Linked DNA regions of Mus musculus: region 1 is linked to region 2. Evidence: chromatin loops called from intact Hi-C (ENCODE). Cell type or tissue: left cerebral cortex. All regions are shown on one strand. Links, peaks and the distances in the headings refer to the core of each region. The heading gives the core; the rest is flanking DNA. Region 1 overlaps Trpc3 (transient receptor potential cation channel, subfamily C, member 3). Region 2 overlaps 4932438A13Rik (RIKEN cDNA 4932438A13 gene).

Region 1 (12,994 bases), core at 3,353-11,352, 260 kb after region 2:
GCACTGCCACATCTGCAAGCCAGCAGCACAGTAAGTTCCCTGTAGGTAAAGTACAGAAGCTCGTCCTTGGAAACCTCTGAATTGTCCTAAAGTAATTCCTAAATAGTTATTGTCGAGCAGGTCTTAAGGGTAAAGGAGCCCAGAGGTTCATTTTATTGTAATAAATGACGACAACAACAACAACAACAAAAATCCCGTGACTCCATTGGAGGATGGACAGGACCCTGCACAGGGTCCCTGTTCCCTTCCTCACAGCAGTTCATATGATACGTTACTTGTTTCTTTTTCTTTCTTTCTTTCTTTCTTTTTTTTTTTTTTTTTTTTTTTTGAAGGGAGACCTGGTAACACAATATAGTAGAAAAGAGTATTGCTGGAAAGTCTGGCAGGCCAGGGTTTTAACACAGTTCTGCTATTTTCTAACTGCGCCCTTTGGTTAAACTCCTGAACATTTTTCCGTGTCATTTTTCTCATTTTTAAAATAAGCGTGATAGATTTTAAATAAGGTCGTCGTGAGGATTGCATAAGGCTTGTTACATAAAGCCTCTTGCCCACAGTAGGAGCTGCGGCGTCCTTTCCATTGCAGCGCCCTCGTCTCCCACACACGCGGCTGGCCCACAGCTGCTGCAAGGGAGTTTGCGCAGGCACGGGAGAAAGGGGCAGGGTGACTCTGTGACAGATAGGTGGAGTAAATGCAGAAATAGAGGCTAGAGTGATCAGTCTCCTGCCTCCTCCTGTAATTTCATACTCTGAGGTTTTGTGACAAAGGGAATCCCCCCCCCTTCTATCCCCAGGAACTAACTTTTCTAGAACATACTAGCTGTTCCAGTGTTACTGGCTGAGTGGTTACATGAATAAATAAATAAACTAGCATTTAAACCTGGCAGGTCTAAAGGCTTCATTATTGTTTAGAATTTGTTAAAAAAAATATTTTGAAATACTATTTTCATAAATCATTTTCTTGGGGGAAAATAAAAAGACTATTTTCCACCTGTGAACTTGGGTGGCGACTATTGAAGGTTCTTTATTCTGTTCACAGATGTGAGGTTGTGTGACAAAATGGGCTTAATGCCCTCAGATAAAAGTTGTACGAGGGATGGAACCCGATGCTTAGTCTGGCACGTGCTGTAAGGACTGGGGGCTCCTGTTCCGTTGCCTCCCACCCCGTGTCTCTTGGGCTGAGCATCGTTTCCATGAAGGAGATGCAGCTGGGTTTCAGAATCTGTACCCCACGTGCAACCAACCATGGATCAGATATTCTTTTGAGAAATAGCGTGTGTGTTGAGCATGTACACCCTTTTCTTGCCACGGTTCCCCAAATACCATAGTATCATAAGTATTTGCACAACTTTGTATTACATTATTAACCAAGAGAGAGGGTTTAAATACTACAGGAAGTGATACACTGCTAACCTGGAAATACAGCATCATTTCCTCGGGGTTCTCTTGCACGTCCTCAGACGTTGGTGCCCACGAGGACCTTGGGAGCTAATCCCACACAGATAACATGGCTGAGTGTGGATTCTTGTGACCAGAATTCAGGCATCAGGGCTGGGTGTTTAGAGTGAAAAGCCTTCCCTTCACACCCTAACCCTCAGTCTATGAGCTGAATTTCATTTTCGGAAACCATGGTTTCTTTTGAATACTTTTGGAGATTTTTTTCCCCAAAAGAAGAATATAAATATCCAGATAGCCCTCTCTTTTGTGTTTAGATGACTCAGTATTTCACAGATGCTACATTTGATTTTTTTTACTTAATGTATCCTAGCTATCCCTTATACTATAACTGTATGAAGATAAATCTGCCTCGTTATCCCCAGTGGCTGCACCGCATTCCACCATTGGGATACACCAAAACTCTTTGGCCTGGTTTCTGGATATTGAGCTTGGTTTTGTTCTAAGTATGGACAAATTCCTTCATCGTGAGCCATGGTGAGGGGAGATCCTTTTTGAAGTGGGTGTTTCATTTCCAACCTAAGCCAAGGAGTTGGATTTAAACTTCCAAACCACCTACAAAATCAGACTCCAACCTTGCACCATTCCAGAAGAAAAGTAAGGGCCTTCTGAAGTAACTTCTGCTTTCTCCTGTTAACCAAATCTTCATCAGAATAACTTCAGAAAAGCTGGGCATTGACACCAGCCCCTGAAACCCCAGGATATAATTGCTGCTAAGTACTCCAACAATGTAGGCATGGTGGCACATACCTGGAATGCTACCTCTTAGAATCTGGATGCAGGAGGATCAATTCAAGGCCATACTGTCTCAAAAACAACTTGAAAAAATAATATACCATAACAGAACAATTCTTAAAATGTTTTTAATTCTTAAAACATATTTTTCACTCTTAAATTTTAATTTTTAAAATATAACCAAAAAACTCTTTAAATTCTTATTAGAAGCAATTATTACAGGGCTAGAGAGATGGCTCAGCAGTTAAAAGCTCTGGTTGCTCTTGCAGAGGACCTGGGTTCAATCCCAGAATCCACCTGCTTACAACCATGTGTAACTCCAGACCTAAGGTATCTGACGCCCTCTTCTGGCCTCCACAGGCACTGCATGCACACAGTGGACAGACACATGCAGACAAAACACACAAAGTAAATAGTATTTTCTTAAAAAGCAGTTGTTAGGAATGTATGATGATAGCATTTCATAATAATTTTACATCTGTATAGCATTAGATACTAGCTTGTTTTTAATACTGGAAGCTACTCATTACCGTGTCTTTATTGTTCAACAGGGTTGAAGAAAGTTTCAAGACTTTGTTTTGGTCCATATTTGGACTGTCTGAAGTGACTTCTGTTGTCCTCAAATATGATCACAAATTCATAGAGAATATTGGCTATGTTCTTTATGGGATATATAATGTAACTATGGTGGTCGTTTTACTCAACATGCTAATTGCTATGATTAATAGCTCATACCAAGAGATCGAGGTGAGTGTTCCATCCCTGTGTGTCTCAGAAGTTCTAAGACTATTGGTTAGAAGTACTGGCTGCCGGGGAGGGGGAGGGAGCGGATTCTTATCTGCTGGGCCACCCACTCTGATCTGACTATGTTCTTTAGGCAAAATGTTCAGTGTCTGTTAACCACTCTGCTTTGGATTTTGGATTTGTCCATTCCATAGCTTCCTCCTTTGTTTTGTACTTTTTGTATATCTTCTGCTCTCAGAGATCTTGGCTTAGCTGTGTGTTACCTCCACCAAATAGCGATGCTTGCCCGGGTTTTTGAAGACAGGGTCTCACTCTAGAACCAGGCTACCCAGGGCATCACGATGCTACCCAGACCTCAAACTCATTGAGCCTCCACCTACTTCATGATCCCAGGTGCTCAGATTGCAGCTGTGCGTGCGGCACCAGGCTTAGCTTCTATGTGCATTTTGGGAATGGATTCCCATACATAGCGCCCCCAGCACAGAATGTGTCGGTTATTTTACTTGTGGATATGACAAAGCAAATGAAGGAAGCAAGAGTTTATTTTTGGCTGACAATTCAGGGTACAGTCCATTCTTAGTCAGGACACAGTGAAAGATGGATATTGGACCTTGGCTCATTTTCTCCTCTTATGTAGTCTTGAGTGTAGTTGAGACTACCCACAAGGAGTTTGTCTCTTAGGCAATCCTAGATCCCATCATGGTACCAACCAGAATTAACCAGTACAGGAATCCCACCGAGACCAAAGGACAGTACTGTGAGTGTCTGCTTGTGTGGTGGCATCAGTGTAGGTACTGAGGACTAAAGGAGCTCATATCCTATGCCTGTGGCCCTGCTTCATGTCCTTTATCAGTGAGGATAGTTGTACCAATCACCATGGGGAGCACTGGGAATAGAAAAGCATAAAGACAAGTCTCGGCCACTGTAGGATTCATGTGACATGTGGAGACATGTAGTACAAATACAAACTTCAAAATGTAATTGATCCAGTGAAATGTGTTGGCTTATGTCTGTTATCCAGGACTTAGGAGAAAGTGGCAGAGGGCTAGCCTGAGCTACAGTGTAAGTTACAGGCCAGTCTGTGCTAGTGTGAAATCTTCAAAACAAATTAAGATGAACAAAGCAAAAAAAAAATCAATGTATCTAAATGTCACTCCCCCTTTGCCTTTAGAATAAGACACATGACATCTACAACTTGGTGTGGTAGGTCTGGAAGAGCCCAGAGGGTAGCAAGAGAGTGAGAAATGATGATGGATGTCAAGAGATGGTTGGGATAACAGAGAGAGAGTGTGGTTAATAGTTTTATACTTCTTTGATCCTGAATTTTCTTGTCTTTCTGCATTACCTCGAAATGAGGAACAGGAAATGCTGGCTATATCTCAGTGGGCACAGTCAGAGACATATGGAAGAGAAAGCATTGTGATATCAGTATGTGAGTCTATACTAGGTAGACAAGTAGGAATTGTATGCAGATAAATGTAAATACGTTACTGAATTGTTTAAAACATAATGTAATTACTATGAGAATGTACATCAGGTCTGGAGTGTCTTGTTTAAAATTTAGTAACTGTGCAACTGGCCAGATTTCTTAGAAGTTAAAGAGTTACTGTTCTCAAAAAGAACCAGAGAGTTTAGTTCCCAGTACCCACATCAAGTGACTTACAACTATGCTGTTGTAACTATAGCTTTAGGGTATCTGATCTCCCTCTTTTGGCCACCACGGGTATATGCACACACACACAGACATACACACAAGCACCCACACACAATTGCACATATATACACTATCACACAAGTACACACAAGTACACACACACACATACAGACAGAGAGACACACATATAAGAAAGCACACACATCACATACATGCACACACAAGCACACACATCACACACATGCACACACAAGCACACACACTTAAAATCTTTTTTTTTTACTTTAACAATGAGTTTTATTTTGTAACAGGATGACAGTGATGTAGAATGGAAGTTTGCTCGTTCCAAACTTTGGCTCTCCTACTTCGATGATGGAAAAACATTACCTCCACCCTTCAGTCTGGTCCCTAGTCCAAAATCATTTGTTTACTTCATCATGAGGATCACTAACTTTTCCAAATGCAGGAGGAGAAGACTGCAGAAGGATCTGGAACTGGGCATGGGTAACTCAAAGTCCAGGGTATGTATTGAAAAGACGCCAAGATCATAAAATAAATGTCCTGTCTCTTTTTCCTGGCCTTTGATATTTGTTCATTAATTTCCGTGTGTGAACTTAGAAGAGATTGAGCATAGCTGCCTATCCCATGGTCTTTCATAGACTAATACTATCTGCAGAGTGCTTCAAATAGTCACTTAGTCTATGCCCTATTGGGGTCAGCCTCTCATGGAAACCTGCATCACGTGAACAAGCTCATGAAAAGCTTGTTAAACATAAAAAAGAAAGTTGTTGTCAAAAGAATGCTTTGCATCTGTGTGCCCCGTGCTTTAAACCAGTTATTCTGAAGTTAAGTAGCTTTAACTTCAGACTTAGCCCTTGGCGTGTGCATAGTTCACCAGCACTGTATTTGGAGAGGCAGCAGAAGGACCTTTTCTTTAGTATCATGCCGTGGATGAGAGCCTGAGCATCTTCCCACCCAGCAACAAAGCCCTTTATAAAGAAGAACACTGCAATCAATGCCCTTGAGTTGACCTAGGAATGTAAATTTCATGGTGGCACTTCATCAGTATGAACTTAGTTTCTGTATATAGAGTTAGGGTCGGAGACACAACATTATGGCCATATTTAAAATAACAGGGAAGGAAGCAGACAGGAGCCAATGTGTGAGACTCAGGTACCATCTCTGCTAAAATTGTAATGATGGAGCCTGGCACGGTGCCACAGGCCTGTAATCCCCATTCTTGGTACACTGAGGCGGGAAGACACCGAGACTGAAGCAGGTTGAATGATGTAGAGATTTTGAGACTAACTAGGACTACAGAGATTTGGTCTTTTAAAAATGCATGAAAGTCAGGCAGTGGTGGTGCACGCCTTTAATCCCAGCACTCGGGAGGCAGAGGCAGGAGGATTTCTGAGTTCAAAGGCAGCCTGTTCTATAAAGTGAGTTCCAGGACAGCCAGGGCTATACAGAGAAACCCTGTCTCGAAAAAAAAAGAAAAGAAAAGATAAAAGAAAAACGTATGAAAAATGGTCTCCAGCTGCAGTAGTCTAGAAGCCCAGGAAACAATAAAACATTGGCCTTGTTCAAAAGTAGAGGACTTTCCTCGATTGATGCTGAGGCAAAGACAGGATTGATGCAATTTAATTCCTCATTTTTTTGACATAGATCTGTGTTTCCAAGATTTTTTTAATAGCCCTCGAATCTTACCCTTACAGATAGTGACCCTGTGCTGGGAGTGTGGTTCAGTGGGTAGTGCCTCCTGACATACACAAGGCCCTTCAGTTTGAACCACGGCTCTTTGTGTGGTGTCACTGTGCTCTCTCATGGCTATTAGATGCCACAGCAGTGACCGGCTGTCTGTCTGTACCGCATTCAAATAAATACCTCACACACACAATGAGAAGCCGTGGGGTGGAGAGAAGTAGAGCCCCTAGGCTAGACCTGTGTCTGAACTGGCTTTTAAAACTTATGAGCAAGTTACACAGGTAAATCTCCTCACCTAAAAAATTGGAAAGCCATGGGCTTCTGTGAGTGTTAAATGGGATGTATTCCACTCCAGCTCAGCAAACGTCAGGGCCCTTCCTCATCACGGTCCACACTGCTTGCTGTGTGTTTAGACCTGGCTAGCAGCCAGGGTGCAGCCAGTGCAGGGTATATGTAGATCAAGTCTTTCTGGCAGTCCATGCTTAGCCCTCTTTATGCACTAGGGAGTAACTGGCTCCTGATGTTCTGGGCGGCTCTGCCTGTTGTGAAGATTGACAGTGTTAATAAATGTTTTGTCTTTCTAGGGAAGCTTAGCTCCTTAAGTCTTTGACCTCTGAAGTGTGGTCACCTTCAGCCTTCTGTGCTTCAGAGAACAAACCTTGAAATTTTCTTTCTGTAACTGTCTTAGTTCAGGTTCCCATTGCTGTGAAGAGACACTGTGACCAAGGCAACTCTTAAATGTTAAACTCTTAAATGTTAAAGTTAACATTTAATTGGGGCTGGCTTACAGTTTCAGAGGTTCAGTCCATTATCATTATGGCAGGAAGCATGGTGTGTGCAGGCAGACATGGAGAAGGAGCTGAGAGTTCTACATCTCCATCCGAAGACAGCTAGGAGGAGTCTCAAAACCCACACCCATGGTGACACACTTCCTCCAACAAGGCCACACCAATTCCAACAAGGACATACCTCTTAATTGTGTCACTTCCTGTGGGCCAAGAATATTTGAACCACCACAGTAGGCAACAGAGTTTATGGACTTTAGACCCCAAATAGTCATAGTATAGATGGGGGCTACCAAAAGCCAGCTGGGCAGGGCACTTCCAGATGTTTAGACCTCTATGAAGGCACAGAGAGAGCGCTCCACAGGACATCCACTGCCACCCTGTGACATCAGTAAGAGGAGGAAAAAATATTTTTCTCAGCTAAGAGGGCCTGCCTTGGCTTCCCCACCCCCACCCCCCCTTTTCAGATCCTCCTGAATTGCCCAGGCTGACCTTAAACTTTGATCCTCTTACTTAACTCTGCCTAGCATCTGGGCATCCAGGCAGACAGGCATCCAGGCATCCAGGCATCCAGGCAGCCAGGCATCCAGGCAGCCAGGCAGCCAGGCAGCCAGGCAGCCAGGCAGCCAGGCAGCCAGGCAGCCAGGCAGCCAGGCAGCCAGGCAGGCATGTGACACTACACCCAGCCAAAGTGTCTCAGTCTTACATCAGGCATCGACTTTCTTCATTAAATGAATTAAATAAAAAAGCTAGAGAAATGTCAATATTGTTGTTTTGACACTTTTCTGCTGAGGTTGCTGAGTTCAGTCAGCAGGCTGATACCGACCCCCAGTGGCAGAGGGAAACATCACATCATCAAGTGCAGGTCCTAGCGAAACAGTCAACTAGGAGGCCTGTCCAGTCCTGTCACCTCTGCCCTGGCCTGCCACACCTTCCTGAATAATCACAGGGGGGCTATGGAGGTCGAAAGACTACAGTTTGGAATGGGAGGACTTTTGAATCATATACAAGCCAGCTAGCCCTGGAATGATGGAAAGTTCCTGCTTATATCTGTGTCAGTCATGGGCAGGGCTAAGCTCTCAGCTAGCTTTCTGTTCCTGCCTACTCAAAACTCAAGCTGAAGGTGGGAGTGAGGATAGGTAGATAGTTAATAGATAGATGATAGTTAATAGATAGATGATAGATTATAGATAGATAGATAGATAGATAGATAGATAGATAGAGATAATGACTGATAGATATATAAATACATATAGAGGACTGACATATAGACAGAGATGATAGATGATAAATAGATATGACTGATAGATACATGATAGAGAGAGAGATACACATGTGATTGATATATAAAGATGATAGGTAGATGATAAGTAGGTAGGTAGATAGATAGATAGATATCACTGATGGAAAGATATATGATTGATAGATGATAGATACATAGACAGGCAGATGGACAGACAGCTAGATAGAAACAGACAGTAAAGCTCCATTCTTCAACCCAGTTCTCTCCAAAGATCTGATTAGCATAAGGCAAAATGATAGAGAAGCTATATTATTTTAGGTGATATCATAGGGCTATGAAATATGTGTAAGGCTACCTGCACCTGTGGGATTCTGTTCAACTTAGGGAGGAGCTAGGACTCAGTAGCCAATCAAACCACTTCGGAGGCACTTGGAGTTCTGAGTGGTAAATGTTGCCTGTTCCCACGAAAACATATATTAGATAAGGGCCAACTTCTAAAATACATTCTTAGTCAACAGCTCTGTTACACTGCATCATTCCAGTGTTTGATGAAAGTGAGCATCTCTCCCACACAACTGTTTGCTTTCAAAAATATTTAACCCCCTCATACAAGCCAACTTGAACAAAATGTTCCTCAGAAGTGTGGATTCCAGAAACGCCATCCAAGAGAATCAAGTAATCTATATCTCTTATTCCAAATGAATGTATTCTCATTTACTAGGTTAATTGTATTTTCTCCTAGTTAAACCTCTTCACACAGTCTAACTCGAGAGTTTTTGAATCACACAGTTTTAACAGCATTCTCAATCAGCCAACACGATATCAGGTAAGTACTTGTTAGCCATTTCTCTATTGTGTGTGACTCCTTGTGTGACTCTCTGTATGTGTGGAGTGGTGCAGTCTTCATATACACTATGAAGTTGTACAGGGCAGAGAGAGTGGGGTGTTAGGAACTTCAAAATCAAAAGAGGTCAGCCTCTTTGTCCTTTCTCCTTTTTGTTGTTGGGTTTTTTAAATTTTGTTTTGGTTTTTTGCTAAAGAAGAGATGTTGTTGTTGTTGTAGCTTTATTTCTTATTTTCTTAAGATTGAGTTTGACCCCAGGGCCTTGCCTATGCTATAGTCCTAGGCTATTCTATTTTATTATTTTGAGATAGAGTTTCACTAAGTTTCCTGGCTTGAGTTCCAACTCACTGTTACCCATGGACGGCAGGACATGGATTGGACTCTCATTCCTCCTGCCTCAGCCTCTCTGTGACCTGAGACTACAGGCCTGCAGCACCAGGCTCAGGCTCAGCAAGAAGGACTGCTTTTGCAATGTTGAAAACAAAGTGTTTCCATAGTTTTTTTTTATGTGAGAGGCTGTTGCCTATGTGTATGTCTGTCCATCCTGTGAATGCTTGGTGCCCACAGAGGTCAGAACAGAGCATTGGATCCCCCCTGGAACTGGAGTTACAGATGGTTGGAAACCACCATGAGGGTACTTAGTTTGTTTCATCCCTTATCTTCCATTGATAGAAATAAAGCAGGGATTTTTATTTCAACCTAACAGAAATAGTCAAGTGCTTCTACTGTGCATTTATCATGAAGGAACTTGGTCATGTATGATTAATGACCTAATTAGAAAAAAAAATCTCCATTTGCCTTTCTTTTTTTAATTAATCATTTTATTCATTCACATTTCAAATATCATCCCCTTTCCTGGTTTCCCCTCCACAAACCCTCCTATCCCATCCTCTTCCCCCTGCTTCTATGAGGGTGCTCCCCCACCTACCCACCGACTCCCACCTCACTGCTCTAGCATTCCCCTACACTGGGGCATCAAGCCTCCTCAGGATCAAGGGCCTCCCCTCCCACTGATGTCAGACAAGGCCATCCTCTGCTACATATGTATCTCAAGCCATGGGTCCTTCCATGTGCACTCTTTGGTTGGTGGTTTAGTCCCTGGGAGACCTGTATGGTCTGGTTGGTTGATATTCTTTTTCCTTGTATGCTTGTCTTGATGATTTTTCTGTTACCAGTTAAGAGGAATTTTAATAGTTAAAGCTGCCAGCCTTTGCTTGGGATCTGAGTTAAGAAGGCTTTTATACCAGTGTGCTAAATGCCTTGAACTTAGAGCTGTTATTTCCCATCCTGGACTCTTTCGTTTTTGCAGTCAACTTTACAAGGCTTTCATGGCTTTGAGATTTATGTGCTATTTTAAAAGATCTATTGTGTAATAACCTTTAAACTTACGTGTTTCTAGTTCTTTCACTTTGCACATGAAATATTCGCCCTGTGTAGTCTGTCCTTGAGTGCGGTAACAGATGAAGGTCCAGGTTTACTTTTTCCAAATGATTATGTTCATCTATGTCCAGTGTGTTGAATATTGTTTTGGTTTTTTTGTTAACTTTTCATTTGTTAAATTCCTATAGCAAATTGGTTTCTTCCTATTTTTTCATGTTATGTTCCATTGATCTGTCTGTGAACGCTATGTGACCATATATAGTTTAAAATAAAGTCAAACAAAAGGCAGATGCAATTATCATCTTTACTTATTTTGCTAGAATGCCTGGCTATTCTTTTTCATTTTTTTTTTCTTAACTTTGGAGTTTTAATCAGCCTGTCTAGTTCACAAAATTTCTGGCTGGTGTTCTTATGAAGATTGGGCTAATGTTTTAATGTGACCTCTTTCTGATGTCCTTTCTTTGGTTGGATTGTTTGATGGAATTTTCTGATGTTTGGTTTGGTTTGGTTTGGTTTGGTTTGGTTTGGTTTGGTTTGGTTTGGTTTGGTTTGGTTTGGTTTGGTTTGGTTTGGTTTGGTTTGGTTTGGCTTGGCTTGGTTTGGTTTGGTTTGGTTTATCTGCAATAAGGTCCTCATAGCCCACTTGTCTTCAAACTCAGTAAGCAGAAGTTGGCCCTGAACTTCTGGTCCTACTACCACTCCCTCTGATCCTACTACCACTCCCTCTGATCCTACTACCACTCCCTCTGATCCTACTACCACTCCCTCTGATCCTACTACCACTCCCTCTGATCCTACTGCCACTCCCTCTGATCCTACTACCACTCTCTCTGATCCTACTACCACTCCCTCTGATCCTACTGCCACTCCCTCTGATCCTACTACCACTCCCTCTGAAATGTTCAGATTTGCAGGTTTTACCATTATGCTCAGATTTGTACAAGTCCTTGTGTCTGGTATCATTATATTTATTATTTTCCATTTGTTAAAAAGGCTCCAGAACTGCCAAATAGCAACTACTGAAGGGCTTAAAAAAGATAAGCCTGTATATTTCTTTCTCGTGTTCAAAAGTTCAGGTCGCCAGCTCTTCTGGAGTGCTACTGAGGATGCCTGAGAGCCAGGCCTTCTCAGTCTAGTGCTATGGCTGTGACAAAGGGCATGTGCCACTAAGCCTGGCTTTAATCACAGCACCTTTTGAAAGGGAAAGTGTTCTCTCTGTATACAGAATTTTACCCGAGGATAAAAGGAGGCGAGCGTGCTCGCTTATTTTCCCTTAGGTGAAGTTTTGTTAGTGAGAGACTTTGTTCAGATGGCTTCCAGGGAAATTGGAACTCCAGATGAATTTTTAAAACAATCTATTTTTCATCATTTTCTCTTTTGGCAGTAAGTGTAAAATTATGTAGACCTTTTCTAAGCATAGTTTCCAAAGATATGTAAATATCATGCAGAGTATTACATTAGAGGATATGAACATTTGAGTTTCCCAGTTTTGTTCAATAATATGATTAGTAACTAACCTTATCTAAGCAGCAACTATGAGTCTATGTGTATTTGATTATTTAATCTGAATAGTTGTTTATGAGCTGAGTTTTGTGACTTGTCATGGAGTTGAAAAAACACACGCCCATGAGTACTTTAGAATCGCTTATCTGGTAAAGGCCTTTATTCAAATTCAGAGACTTTCTCACTCCCAGCACATCTGCCTCACCTTCATTCTTATTTGTGTATTGTGCTGTATGTTCATGAATGTATGTGTATGTAAAAGTGTTTGTGTATGTGAATGTGGAGACCAAAGGTCAATGCCAGGTGTGGTCCTCAGTCACTTTCCACATTATCGCTCAGTGAACCCAGAGCTTGCAGATTTGTCTAGACTGGATGCCCAGTGAGCTCTAGGGACCTACCAGTCTCTTCCTCCCCAGCAATGTTTGTATAAGGTATATTTACCTGAACTTAGGTCCTCATTATTCCTCTTCATCCTCTTCCTTTATCCTCCTCCTCTTCCTACTCCTTCTCCTCCTCCTCTACCTCTTCCTTCTCCTCCTCCTCCTCTTCCTCTACCTCCTCCTCTTCCTCCTTCTTTGAGACATGGTCTTGCTACATAGCTCTGACTGTCCTGGAACTCATTATATAGACTAGGCTGGCCTCAAACTCTGAGATCTGCCTGCCTCTGCCACCCAGTGCTAAGACTACCATAACCAGCCTAGGTCTTCATTTTTATACAGCAAACACTTTACCATTTGAACAGTCCCCACACCTTAATTTTTAAGATGTAGGCCAGGCATGGAAGCAAGTGTATATCTGTAATTTCAGTATTTATGAGACTAAGGATGGAATATAGTAGATTTGATACTATCCTGGGCTATATATCCAAGACCTTGTATCAAAAAAATAAGTTGCATTTTATTTTTTGGTGATAGAAGGCTTCTACAGAATTCTTTTTACAGACGACCATT
Region 2 (12,994 bases), core at 3,439-11,438:
AATTGGAAAAGAGGAAGTCAAAATATCACTTTTTGCAGATGATATGATAGTATATATAAGTGATCCTAAAAATTCTACCAGAGAACTCCTAAACCTGATAAACAGCTTCGGTGAAGTAGCTGGATATAAAATAAACTCAAAAAAGGCAATGGCCTTTCTCTATACAAAGAATAAACAGGCTGAGAAAGAAATTAGGGAAACAACACCCTTCTCAATAGTCACAAATAATATAAAATATCTTGGCGTGACTCTAAGGAAGTGAAAGATCTGTATGATAAAAACTTCAAATCTCTGAAGAAAGAAATTAAGGAAGATCTCAGAAGATGGAAAGATATCCCATGCTCATGGATTGGCAGGATCAACATTGTAAAAATGGCTATCTTGCCAAAAGCAATCTACAGATTCAATGCAATCCCCATCAAAATTCCAACTCAATTTTTCACCAAATTGGAAGGAGCAATTTGCAAATTTGTCTGGAATAACAAAAAACCTAGGATAGCAAAAAGTCTTCTCAAGCATAAAAGAACTTCTGGCGGAATCACCATGCCAGACCTAAAGCTTTACTACAGAGCAATTGTGATAAAAACTGCATGGTACTGGTATAGAGACAGACAAGTAGACCAATGGAATAGAATTGAAGACCCAGAAATGAACCCACACACCTATGGTCACTTGATCTTCGACAAGGGAGCTAAAACCATCCAGTGGAAGAAAGACAGCATTTTCAACAATTGGTGCTGGCACAACTGGTTGTTATTGTGTAGAAGAATGCGAATTGATCCATACTTATCTCCTTATACTAAGGTCAAATCTAAGTGGATCAAGGAACTTCACATAAAACCAGAGACACTGAAACTTATAGAGGAGAAAGTGGGGAAAAGCCTTGAAGATATGGTCACAGGGGAAAAATTCCTGAACAGAACAGCAATGGCTTGTGCTGTAAGATCGAGAATTGACAAATGGGACCTAATGAAACTCCAAAGTTTCTGTAAGGCAAAAGACACCGTCAATAAGACAAAAAGACCACCAACAGATTGGGAAAGGATCTTTACCTATCCTAAATCAGATAGGGGACTAATATCCAACATATATAAAGAACTCAAGAAGGTGGACTTCAGAAAATCAAATAACCCCATTAAAAAATGGGGCTCAGAACTGAACAAAGAATTCTCACCTGAGGAATACCGAATGGCAGAGAAGCACCTGAAAAAATGTTCAACATCCTTAATCATCAGGGAAATGCAAATCAAAACAACCCTGAGATTCCACCTCACACCAGTCAGAATGGCTAAGATCAAAAATTCAGGTGACAGCAGATGCTGGCGTGGATGTGGAGAAAGAGGAACACTCCTCCATTGTTGGTGGGTGGTGCAGGCTTGTACAACCACTCTGGAAATCAGTCTGGCGGTTCCTCAGAAAATTGGACATAGTACTACCGGAGGATCCAGCAATACCTCTCCTGGGCATATATCCAGAAGATGCCCCAACTGGTAAGAAGGACACATGCTCCACTATGTTCATAGCAGCCTTATTTATAATAGCCAGAAGCTGGAAAGAATCCAGATGCCCCTCAACAGAGGAATGGATACAGAAAATGTGGTACATCTACACAATGGAGTACTACTCAGCTATTAAAAAGAATGAATTTATGAAATTCCTAGCCAAATGGATGGACCTGGAGGGCATCATCCTGAGTGAGGTAACACATTCACAAAGAAACTCACACAATATGTACTCACTGATAAGTGGATATTAGCTCCAAACTTAGGATACCCAAGATATAAGATATAATTTGCTAAACACATGAAACTCAAGAAGAATGAAGACTGAAGTGTGGACACTATGCCCCTCCTTAGATTTGGGAACAAAACACCCATGGAAGGAGTTACAGAGACAAAGTTTGGAGCTGAGATGAAAGGATGGACCATGTAGAGACTGCCATATCCAGGGATCCACCCCATAATCAGCATCCAAACGCTGACACCATTGCATATACTAGCAAGATTTTATTGAAAGGACCCAAATGTAGCTGTCTCTTGTGAGACTATGCTGGGGCCTAGCAAACACAGAAGTGGATGCTCACAGTCAGCTAATGGATGGATCATAGGGCTCCCAATGGAGGAGCTAGAGAAAGTAGCCAAGGAGCTAAAGGGATCTGCAACCCTATAGGTGGAACAACATTATGAACTAACCAGTACCCCGGAGCTCTTGACTCTAGCTGCATATATATCAAAAGATGGCCTAGTCGGCCATCACTGGAAAGAGAGGCCCATTGGACTTGCAAACTTTATATGCCCCAGTACAGGGGAACACCAGGGCCAAAAAGGGGGAGTGGGTGGGCAGGGGAGTGGGGGTGGGTGGATATGGGTGACTTTTGGTATAGCATTGGAAATGTAAATGAGCTAAATACCTAATAAAAAATGGAAAAAAAAAAAAAAGATCTAGTTGTAAAATATTTTCTTAATTCATGATGGCTGGGTGGGGAAAGGTCCAGCCCACTGTGGTTGGATGCCATCTCTGGGCTGGTGGTCCTAGGTCCTATAAGAAAGCAGACTGAGCAAGCCATGGGCCGAGAACCAGTAAGCAGCATCCTTCCATGGCCTCTGCGTCAGCTCCTGCCTCCAGGTTCCTGTCATGTCTGAGTTTCTATCCTGACTTCCTCTGATGATGATCAGTAACATGAAGTGTAAGCCAAATAAACCCTTTCCTCCCCAACTTGCTTTTTGGCCATCCCGTTTCATCACAGCAGCAGAAACCTTAAATAACACAATTATTAACTTAAAGATATTATTTTATGAATATTTTGCCAGCCTTGGGTATGTGCATATACATGTGAACACATAGATGTGTTCATGGTGCCTCAGAGGCCAGAAAAGAATGTTATAGATGGTTGTAGGCACCAAGAAGTGCTGGTCGTTTGTAGGACAGAAAGTGCTTTTAACTGTAGAACCATCTCTCTAGACCCTACATTATGAAATTTAAGGGAAAAGGCACTGCCATATCTGAACCACTATTAATTTTGTACAACCTCTAACTTCCATTCTCCCCTGTGACAGACTATAATCAAGGCACTCCTTAGACTTTTCTTACCAAATACAAATACCTCCTTTGAATTAGGCAGTGTTAAAGAATCAGCTATCTCCTTCATGGCCTCACATGACTATTATTTTAAAACCAGCAAATATAATTTCTTGTGAGTTCTTCACAAGAAATCACAGTTAGGTGATGGTGGATATGATGCCATCCTCAGTCACTGTTTCAATGGATTAACTAGTTGGAATAGCCCAAATGCTATAGCTTTTATTGTAAAAATAAACAATTCAACCTCTCTATTTTCTCTCTCCATATAGTATCACCAATACAGGTGACAAAGACAAGATAGGAGAGCTAAATAAAATAAAATAAAATAAAATAGGAATAAATAAAAGTAATGATAATTATCCACCATATCAACCTTAAAGCACACATTGCACTGCACACAATAATAGTGGGAGACTTCAACACCCCACTCTTATCAATGGACAGATCATTGAAACACAAATTATACAGAGACACACTGAAACTAACAGAAGTGATGGACCAAATGGATTTAAAAGGTATCTACAGAATATTTCATCCTAAAAGAAAAGGATATACCTTCTTCTCAGAACCTCATGGTACCTTCTCCAAATTTGAACATATCATTGGTCCAAAAACAGGCCTCAATAAATACAAGAAGATTGAAATAATCCCATTCATTGAGATCACCATGAACAACAAAAACAACAGAAAGCCCACATATACATGGAAGCTGACTAATGCCCTACTCGGTGATAACTTGGTCAAGAAAGAAATAAAGAAAAGAAATTAAAGACTTTTTAGAATTCAATGAAAATGAAAGTACAACATACCCAAACTTATGGGACACAATGAAAGCAGTCCTAAGAGGAAAACTCATAGCTCTGAGTGCCTCCAAAATGAAACTGGAGAGAGAATACACTAGAAGCTTTAACAGCACACCTGAAAGCTCTAGAACAAAAGGAAGCAAATTTACCCAAGAGGAATAGATGGCAGGAAATAATCAAACTCGGGGCTAAAATCAACCAAGTAGAAACAAAAAGAACTATACAAAGAATCAACAAAACCAGGAGCTGGTTTTTTTGAGAAAATCTTTCTTTCTCTCCTTCCTTCCTTCCTTTCCTTTCTTTCTTCTTTTCTTCTTTTGTTCTTTCTTTTGTATCAAATATAGTCTAACAGGAGTCAAACTGAAAAAAGGAAACTTCAGTTGAGAAAATGTCTCCATCAGACTGTTTAGTAGGCAAAAGATCATTGACTATTTTCTTGACTGATGATTTACTACTGCAAGTGCCATCCATGAGCAGCTGAATAAGAAATCAGTCTGCACAAGATAGTCATTCTATTCCTTCATGATCTCTTCTTCAGTGTATGTCTCCAAGTTCATGTTTGATTTCCTGTCCTGACTAACATTCATAATGTACTATAAGATATAAGATGAAATAAACTCTTTCCTCTCAAAAAAGAAAAACATTTAAGCCTGTTATTCATCCAATTATTGCTTAAATCCCAGAATCTGAGTTCAATATGAGCTGCACAGTATCTATTCTTACAGTACCAGAGTCTAACTAGGAAATATTAAGCAAATCATGTACAGTCCTAGAAGAGATAAACACAATATAATAAAAATACAGCAAACACCTAAAAAGTAGAAAATTGTTCTGTCTAGATATCAAATAATTATATAAGTTTAAGCCACAAGAACATAAAAATTAAAACTATTCCTCATCTGCTCGTAAATACTTCCAAAAAATTATAAATAGAACCATCATGTTACCCAGAAACTCCATTACAGGGTCTATCTCCAAAGACAATGAAATAAGAAGGCTGGAGACCACCTGAGTGCCCACATTCACTGCAGTGCCATTCATAAAAGCCAAGACATGAAAACAAGCTAAGAAGATATCCATCAACTGATGAATGGACAAGAAATATGATACATATATGAAATGGAAAGCTAGCTGTATTAAAAAAAAACAGATAAAATCCTATCATCTGTGACACAATGGCTCAAAATGAATATCATTTTGTCAAGTGCAATAAGCAAAACAAAAAAATGATGTGATCTTATTAATGATCTCACTAAAGCATGCAACCTAAGATATTAATGATCTCACTAAAGCATGCAACCTAAGATCAAAAACAAGACAAACAACAATAACAAAAGCTGATCTCACAGAAACTGAGAGCATAATGGCTGGGGCGAATAAGGAGAAAGAAGGGTGGGAGTGAGTGAACAAGGACTACTAAGTTACAGACAAAAGTGCAGACTAACCTGCAGATAATGAGAATATGCAGTATACTTTTCAAAGTTCAAGGAAAGCCTGTCAGCATGGTGGTACCGAGCTGTGATCATAGACAGCAATTGGGAGTCTGAGACAAGAGTTATCTCAAGCTGGGGACAAGCCTAAGTTACACAGCACCTCTTTGGTATGCATGGGCTCTACAGTGAGACACTATCTCAATAAGTGCAGAACTAAACAAAATTTTAAATGAATTTTACCACACAGAAGTTACAAATGTAAAAACAGACATATTTACTTTGATTTGAACATTCTACGTCTATATACATGGGTTTAAGTATCACATAGTATCCCATAAATAGGTACTCTTTTATGTATCAGTAAAAAACTAACTATATTTAAATTAAAAGACAAAAAATAAAAATGAAACACTACTACTGTTACTCTGGAAGGACTAACAAACTATAATAATATATAAATTATGTCACTAATAATTTCAGGCAAAATAATGATAGCTTACCATTTTCGTCAACTGTCATCGGAATATTAATTTCTAAATATGAGCCAGCCCCTACATTTACATGCACAGCATTTGTTTCCTACCAAAAGAACAAGATTGAGTTACATGACATTTATTGTACTTATGTTCTTATCATTTACTTTTAAATTATCAAAGAAATATAATCACTATTAATATGAACTACTAAAACTCTGTACAAATCAAGATTCAAATTTATATAAAAATTATACTTAAAGCAATTTAACAAAATATAATAGAGAAACTAGAAGATAACTTTAAAGTCCATTGTTATTAATATTAATCATTATTTAACACTTTAAATAAAGGACTATAAAAGCAAAAAGTTAAAATTAAGGAGGAATGGGGAGCCCACAGAAATGAAGCTAAACATAGAAATAGGACCCACAAAAAATCTGCAAAGTCATTTTCAGATTTTTAATACTATTCTCTACAATCTTATAATGGATACCCTGTTTTTGGTAAACAGCAAGTCAATGGTAGCATCTGTAATAATATTCATTCGGAGTTCAAATGCAAGGATTTGTCTTGGTCTTCCAGGCTGTGCAATCTCAGAGACTTTCAGAACTTGATAATCAGGTGGAAAGAAAAACTTCCATAAACAATCTCTACATAAAAAGGAAAAAGAGAAACAGTGTTTTAGTCAAATACAACTGTCTTTGATAAGGGTCCGAAATCATATTTTAACCTTACATTATCATTGCTATCTCATTTGACAAACTATTTTTCCACATCTTATTAATGAGCTTTGAACACCTAACATTATAATATTATCGAGTGAGACATGAGCAGGGTTCAATCTAAGTGTATGTGAGTTATAATAAATGCTGCAAGCATATCAGGTGTACAACTATCAAGAAAGAACTGAAAGAGTATAGCTTAATTTATCATTCTTCCCGGAGCAAGTGACCTAATCTTCCTGAGGAAACCTGGTCTGCTCCCTTCTCTATAAGAATAACTTATCTCATGGAGTGGCACTGAGGATTACGTTAATCATGCACACATGGAAGAGTTTTCTATTATTTTCATAATCACTCAAAAAAATGTAACCTTTATTTTTACATTATATGTATGAGTATTTTGCAGGCATATATATCTGTGCAGAACATGCATGCACCACGTGTGAAGGACAAAAGGGTTGTCAGACCTCTGGAACCAGAGTTGCAGACAGCTGTGGGTGCTGGCCATAAAATCAAGGTCCTCTGCAAGACCAATAAGCTCTCTTAACCACCAAGCCGTCACTCCAACTGTTTGCAATCTCTTTTATCAACATAGTATCAATGAAAGGACAAACAACAGTATGTTCTAAAAAGTGAACAAGTATTTAGATGCTGAGTGTACATCTCCTTGTATCACTTGACAAAGATGAAAAAAACCTAAGGAATGTATAATACCTTCCCCCATCACACAAGCCATCTTCCACAAAAATAGGGAAGCAAACACTACTCACATGAATAAAAGCACACTGAAAATTAAGCCTTGTGATTTTTATGAACATGAATGGCTCTGAGACTAAATGAAAAATGCACTGGGATTCTCTCGCAACAAAGGAAAAACCTGCTAGAGGAGGTTATGAAAGTGAAGTTCTGTCGCACATTAACTGTAGTATCATTTTTCTAAATAATACAAAGATCAGCCAGTCTCTAAAGTGAATTTATATGCCAGGATTGGTGTAGTAGACCTTTCATCCCAGCTCTCAGGAAGAGACAGGTCGCTTTCTAAGTTTTAGGTTACCCTGGTCTACACGGTGAGGTCTAGGGCATGGAGAGCTATGTAGAGAGACCTTGTCTCAAAACTCAAAAACTGGAGCTGGAGAGATAGATGGCTTAGAAATTAAAAGCACTGTCTCCTTCCAGAGGTCCTGAGTTCAATTCCCAGTAACCCCATGGTGGCTCATAACCAGATCTGGTGCCCTCTTCTGGCCTGCAGGCATATATACACACAGTATATATAGTAGAAATATCTTTTTTAAAAAACTATATTATCAAAATTTTAACTTGTGCTTTTGAGTAAATATGTGCTAATATTTTAATTATAGCAATATTAATTATAACTTAATCATGCATTATTTGACTAATAAAAATACAAAAACATTTCATTTTTAATAGAATTGTTCAACAGATTTAAAAAACAAAAAACACTTTAAGTTCTTCTAAGATTTCTGAATACAGTCCAAATAGATTTAGCTTATTACTTAATAGAAGCCTCTCATTTTCAACTGATGGCACAGTGACCACAGCATCATTAAACCTAAAAAAAATTACTATAAAAAGAAAAGTATAGCTGTCTCGTATGAGGATCCAGCAATACCTCTCCTGGGCATATATCAAGAAGATGTCCCAACCGGTATGAAGGAAACATGCTCCACTATGTTCATAGCAGCCCTATTTATAATAGCCAGAAGCTGGAAAGAACCCAGATGTCCCTCAACAGGGGAATGGATACAGAAGATGTGGTACTTTTACCCAATGGAGTACTACTCAGCTATTAAAAACAATGAATTTATGAAATTCTTGGGCAAATGGATGTATCTGGAGAGTATCATCCTGAGTGAGGTAACCCAATCACAAGTCACTTGATATGCACTCACTGATAAATGGATATTAGCCCAGAAACCTAGAATACCCAAGATACAACTTCCAAAACACAAGAAAATCAAGAAGGAAGACCAACTCGTGGATACTTCATTCCTCCCTAGAATAGGGAATAAAATATCCATGGAAGAAGTTGCAGAGACAAAGTCTGGAGCTAAGACGAAAGGATGGACCATCCAGAGACTGCCCCACCCGGGGGTCTATCCCATAATCTAATGCCATTTTTTAAAAAGTAAGAACAAATCCCATATTACTTGACAAAGTGTGTAATTATTCCAACAACAGAAGGTAGGAAGTTTTTTTGAAACTAAAAAAGTATAAAAAGAATCAATGCATCTGTTGTGGTTTGAATAAGCTTGGCCTCTGCCGCAATAGGACTATTAGGGCTGTGGCCTTGTTGGAAGAAGTGTGTCACTGTGGGTGTGGGCTTTAAAGAGCTTCCTCCTAGCTACCTGAGGATGCCAGTCTTCTCCTGTATGCCTTCAGATGAAGATATAGAACTCTCAGCTCCACTGCACCGTGCCTGCCTAAACACTGTCATGCTTCCTGCCATGACTGATGATAATGGACTGAACCTCGGAACCTGTAAGCCAGCCCCAATTAAATGTTGTCCTTGTAGGAGGTGCCTTGGTCATGGTGTCTGTGCACAGCAAGGGAAACCCTAACTAAGACAGCATTGACAGAAATATCACCACTCTTTCAACAGGTTAATAATTCCCGATTCAGTGAGGGACTTGGCTTTTCTCTCTACAAGAAAGCTTGAGCACAAATTCAAAACTAAACTAATTCTAAGCAATGTAAAATGCCACTTAAAAAAACACAGTGCTAAATGTTGCCTTTAAAATTCTTCAAACGTAGTAAATCGGTCATAATCTATTACAAATAAAAGTTACTTAAATTAACAGATGAATAATTTAAAAGAATCTTCCAGGTAGACAGGTATGATACTCAAGACAAGTTCCAGACAGTCAAGAGACTAAAGCAAAAGGCTCACTTGAATCCAGAGTGTAAGGTCAGGTTGAACAAGAGCCCCTGCCTCAAATAAGCAAGCCTTTCAGATAATCCTCATTACTGTAAAATCCATACAAGCAATTATTATTTATTTATTTACTTACTTACTTATTTTCTTTAGCCCTCGCAATTAGGTAGACAAGGTACCATTTACTCAGAACCTCAGCTCATGGCATTTAGTTGGGGTCTCACTTCATAGCTCAGTCTGGCCTCCAATTCACAATTCTCCTACCTAGGCCTCTGGAGAGTTGAAATGTCTTTATTATAGAACTCTGATCTACCTATGAGACCCTCAGGACAATTTTCTACTATCCCTACTCATTTTTCCTTGATGATTCACACCATTTTTCTTCCCCTAGAAAATCTCTACTTCCTTCATAAACTACAGCCACACATCATTTAATAAGGCCTTTTTCATTCACTGTAATAACCATAATGCAAAATAGTTTGTTACAAGCTAACCTGTGCTCTAAAACAATTCATATTTAAATCCTAAGCCCAGCGTTTAGAACATGACTGTATATGGTTACAGAGACATCACATGTTGCCTCAGCTTCAAAAAGAGGCCTGGGACATATCCTCCTCTCATGATGGCCAGAGGGAACCAACACTGCTAATACTTCCAAGTGGGATTCTTGGCCTCCAGAACTTAATTAGACAAGTCTCCACTGTTGAATGTATACCCAGAGATGCTTTGCTATTCAGTGCTAGGAAACCACTACTGTTTTCTAGCCTGTCACTAAGACCCTTCCCTCATGAATTAAAGCCTCACCAAAGCTATGTCTTCCATTTTACCAAGTCTTTCATTTATGAATCTATATACCCCCAAAGCCCCAGGCTCTCAGAGGGTCAATAAATAAATCATCAATGAAATGCAAAAATAAAACAAAAGAACCAGTAAGTAGGCTGCTCACTGCAGCTTGTTTGTGGTTTCTCCATAAACAAGTTAATATTTGGATCAAAGTGTTCAGTGAAAACTTATTTTGCCACAATATAAATAAGTTACAAAAACTAAGCCGAGCAGGAGTGGGGTTGGGGGTGGGGGTAGTAGAGCGATGGCTCAGCTGCTCTTCCAGAGGACCTGAGTTTGGTTCCTGGCACCTATGATGAGCATATCAAACCTGACTGTAATTCCAGCTCCAGGAGATCCTCTGGCCTCTATGGATACGTGAGCTCATGTGCACACACCCACAGTCACATATGAATACACATAATTAAAAAATAATAAAAATAGTTTAAAACATTAAGCTAGTATTGTATAAAAATAAGATCTCAATGCACTTGAAAGATTATTAGAAATATAATCACTCAAGTACCTCTGCCTGTCAGCCCAGGGTCCATAGTTAAAGTCTGTCCCTTTACCACAAACGATGTCTAGCCCCCAGCATGGAGGTAAGTCTTGTAATTTACAGTCTTCACTGCTTATGTCCCCTTCTGTACTCTCTTCTGTTTCTTCTGGAACAAGTCCTGTATCCCAGAACAGTTAAAGGCAATTAGTTAAAACCACTACACACTAGCAGTTCAAATGTTTTAGTCTCAGGAAACCTTACACTTAAAATTTTGTAAGTCCCTAAAACGTTTTTGTCTTGTTTTGTTTGTATGTTATATATTAAATTTAGTGTGTTCGAATTAAAATTCCATGATTTCAATTAAATAATAAACTTACTATTTACCTATATAAAGAATAGCTTTAGTAATTGTACTGGCTGGTTTTGTGTGTCAATTTGACACAGCCTGGAATTATCACAGAGAAAGGCGCCTCCCTTGAGGAAGTGCCTCCATGAGATCCAGCTGTAAGGCATTTCCTCAATTAGTGATCAAGGAGTCAGGGGAGGGCCCTTGAGAGCACCATTGTTTCTGCAATGTCATGATAAAAAGGCAAGTAAAATCCTGGTCCTATACTGAAAAATTAGGGTGTGTGACCACACAAATCCCTTGGTGGCAAAAAGAACAGAAGCTGAAACAATCCAATATTAGGTACTTTTCTCAAATGGAAGCCATCTATCAAACACTCAAAGTAGCTAGGTCTCAATTTTTAAGTTTTAAAGTTCAAGTCTAACAATTGTGATTTTCTCCTTTAAGCTAAGACGAACGACCCGGTTCCACATTCCCTAAGGATTTTCTTTAGAATTACCTGCATCAATTTTTAAGGTATCTGTAGAAATGAGTTATTTTATAAAATAGTAATGTAATAACTCAACTCTTAAGACATGACATCTCTTTTTAAAGAAATTTAACACTCTCATAGTCAAATTTCTAACTTACTGATGCTAACTTTCAGAAGATTTCCAATGTGTAGGCAACAGTCCTTCAGGGAAGAAACAGAGCCATTCCTGTACGACTTTCAAAGAGGACATACCTGGCTCATCCATGTAATAGTAGAGATCAACATCATTTGACTGCAGCACCACAAACCCTTCTCCCATCAGTCTCGGGGGTCTAAGGAAACAAGGATGAGGCACACGAGGTACATCTTACACTACAAAGTGCTCTGCAGTCTAGCAGACAGTGAGCAAGAGTGAAAACAAAGAAGGGGGAACCTACAAAGCACATGACAGGTTCTATCTTAAAAGGAAAAGAACATCTTTCACACAGACAAGCACTATACAAAGTTACTCTAGTTGTATTTTACATCAGGTTAAATGATAAAATGACTTAAATTTTATTGGTAAATTAGTTTAAGAAGAAAACAATTGGCTTAGAGACTTCACTTTAAGTTTGAAAAGAAATATATTTAATTAAAATGGAGGTTAAACACAACAATAATTACTGAAATAATCAAATAATAATAATAATCAAATTCTGCTTTTATGGCAAAATTTAAATAATTATATTACTATCATTATAATCCTAAGTAATAGCTAATCAACCAGAAAAATGTACTATAGTCATTCAGAAACAAAAGAATTGTCATTTTATCTATAACAATTTAATTACTTTTCTCTAAGAGTATTTCACTGATTAATAAATGTACAACAATTATCCTGAATTTAAAATTTGACATGAATGCTTCTCTAAGTTTCCTTCTCTCAAACTTTAGAGTTAACAGCTTCTCTGCCATATCCCATATTATTGTCTACTACATAAAAATCCATCTTTCAATCATTAGATAGCAGCATATATGAATGCAATAATTTTCTTCTAAATACCACAAAATAAAGGCTTTAGAAAGCCACAAAAGGTAAGCCAATCTGGTGGGAGTTTTTGTTTTGTTTTGCTTTGTTTTTAAATATAATTTCATGTAGCCTAAGGCCTGAGACTCACTAACCACGTGGGACCTTGAACTCCTTATCTGCCTACCCCTTCCTCTTAAGTGCTAAAATGAAAGGCATGGCATCCAGTATCTACATTTTTGAAAAATACAATTTTAAATAATGTTATATAAAATATTAATAGGAGAACACTTTCTTATCTCTCTAGTTATTTAAAACTACAGTTCTGTTCATTACACTTGACCTATTAACACAAAGTTTTGTTCATCTACCAAATTCCAGAACATCTTTAGTCAAGTCTCTAAGAGTTAGGTGAAGTAGACCATAGTCACCTAGAACTAA

What was found. Peaks named below come from ENCODE experiments on the same cell type or tissue, not always from the same donor. Only the 100,000 strongest peaks of a DNase experiment are listed, where the experiment ranks them.
Region 1: a loop joins it to region 2, with 2.8 times the contacts of the local background. A loop is called at or near these places in 2 of 42 quality-filtered maps.

The regions. Positions count from the first base shown.
Region 1 is chr3:36,630,524-36,643,517 of GRCm38, reverse strand. It overlaps Trpc3 (transient receptor potential cation channel, subfamily C, member 3), which reads left to right. Exons shown (of 12, transcript NM_019510.2): 8 at 2,739-2,934; 9 at 4,897-5,106; 10 at 9,060-9,143. Among named protein-coding and RNA genes, the nearest start is that of Gm35856, 18 kb to the left of the region's middle. In left cerebral cortex, for the core only: a CTCF peak has its summit at 7,895 (motif pointing left); a DNase peak (open chromatin) is centred at 7,878.
Region 2 is chr3:36,888,708-36,901,701 of GRCm38, reverse strand. 4932438A13Rik (RIKEN cDNA 4932438A13 gene) reads right to left here. Exons shown (of 86, transcript NM_172679.2): 10 at 11,800-11,879; 11 at 10,757-10,907; 12 at 6,287-6,443; 13 at 5,818-5,896. Among named protein-coding and RNA genes, the nearest start is that of 4932438A13Rik, 32 kb to the right of the region's middle. In left cerebral cortex, for the core only: a CTCF peak has its summit at 7,777 (motif pointing left); no DNase peak of the experiment used is centred there.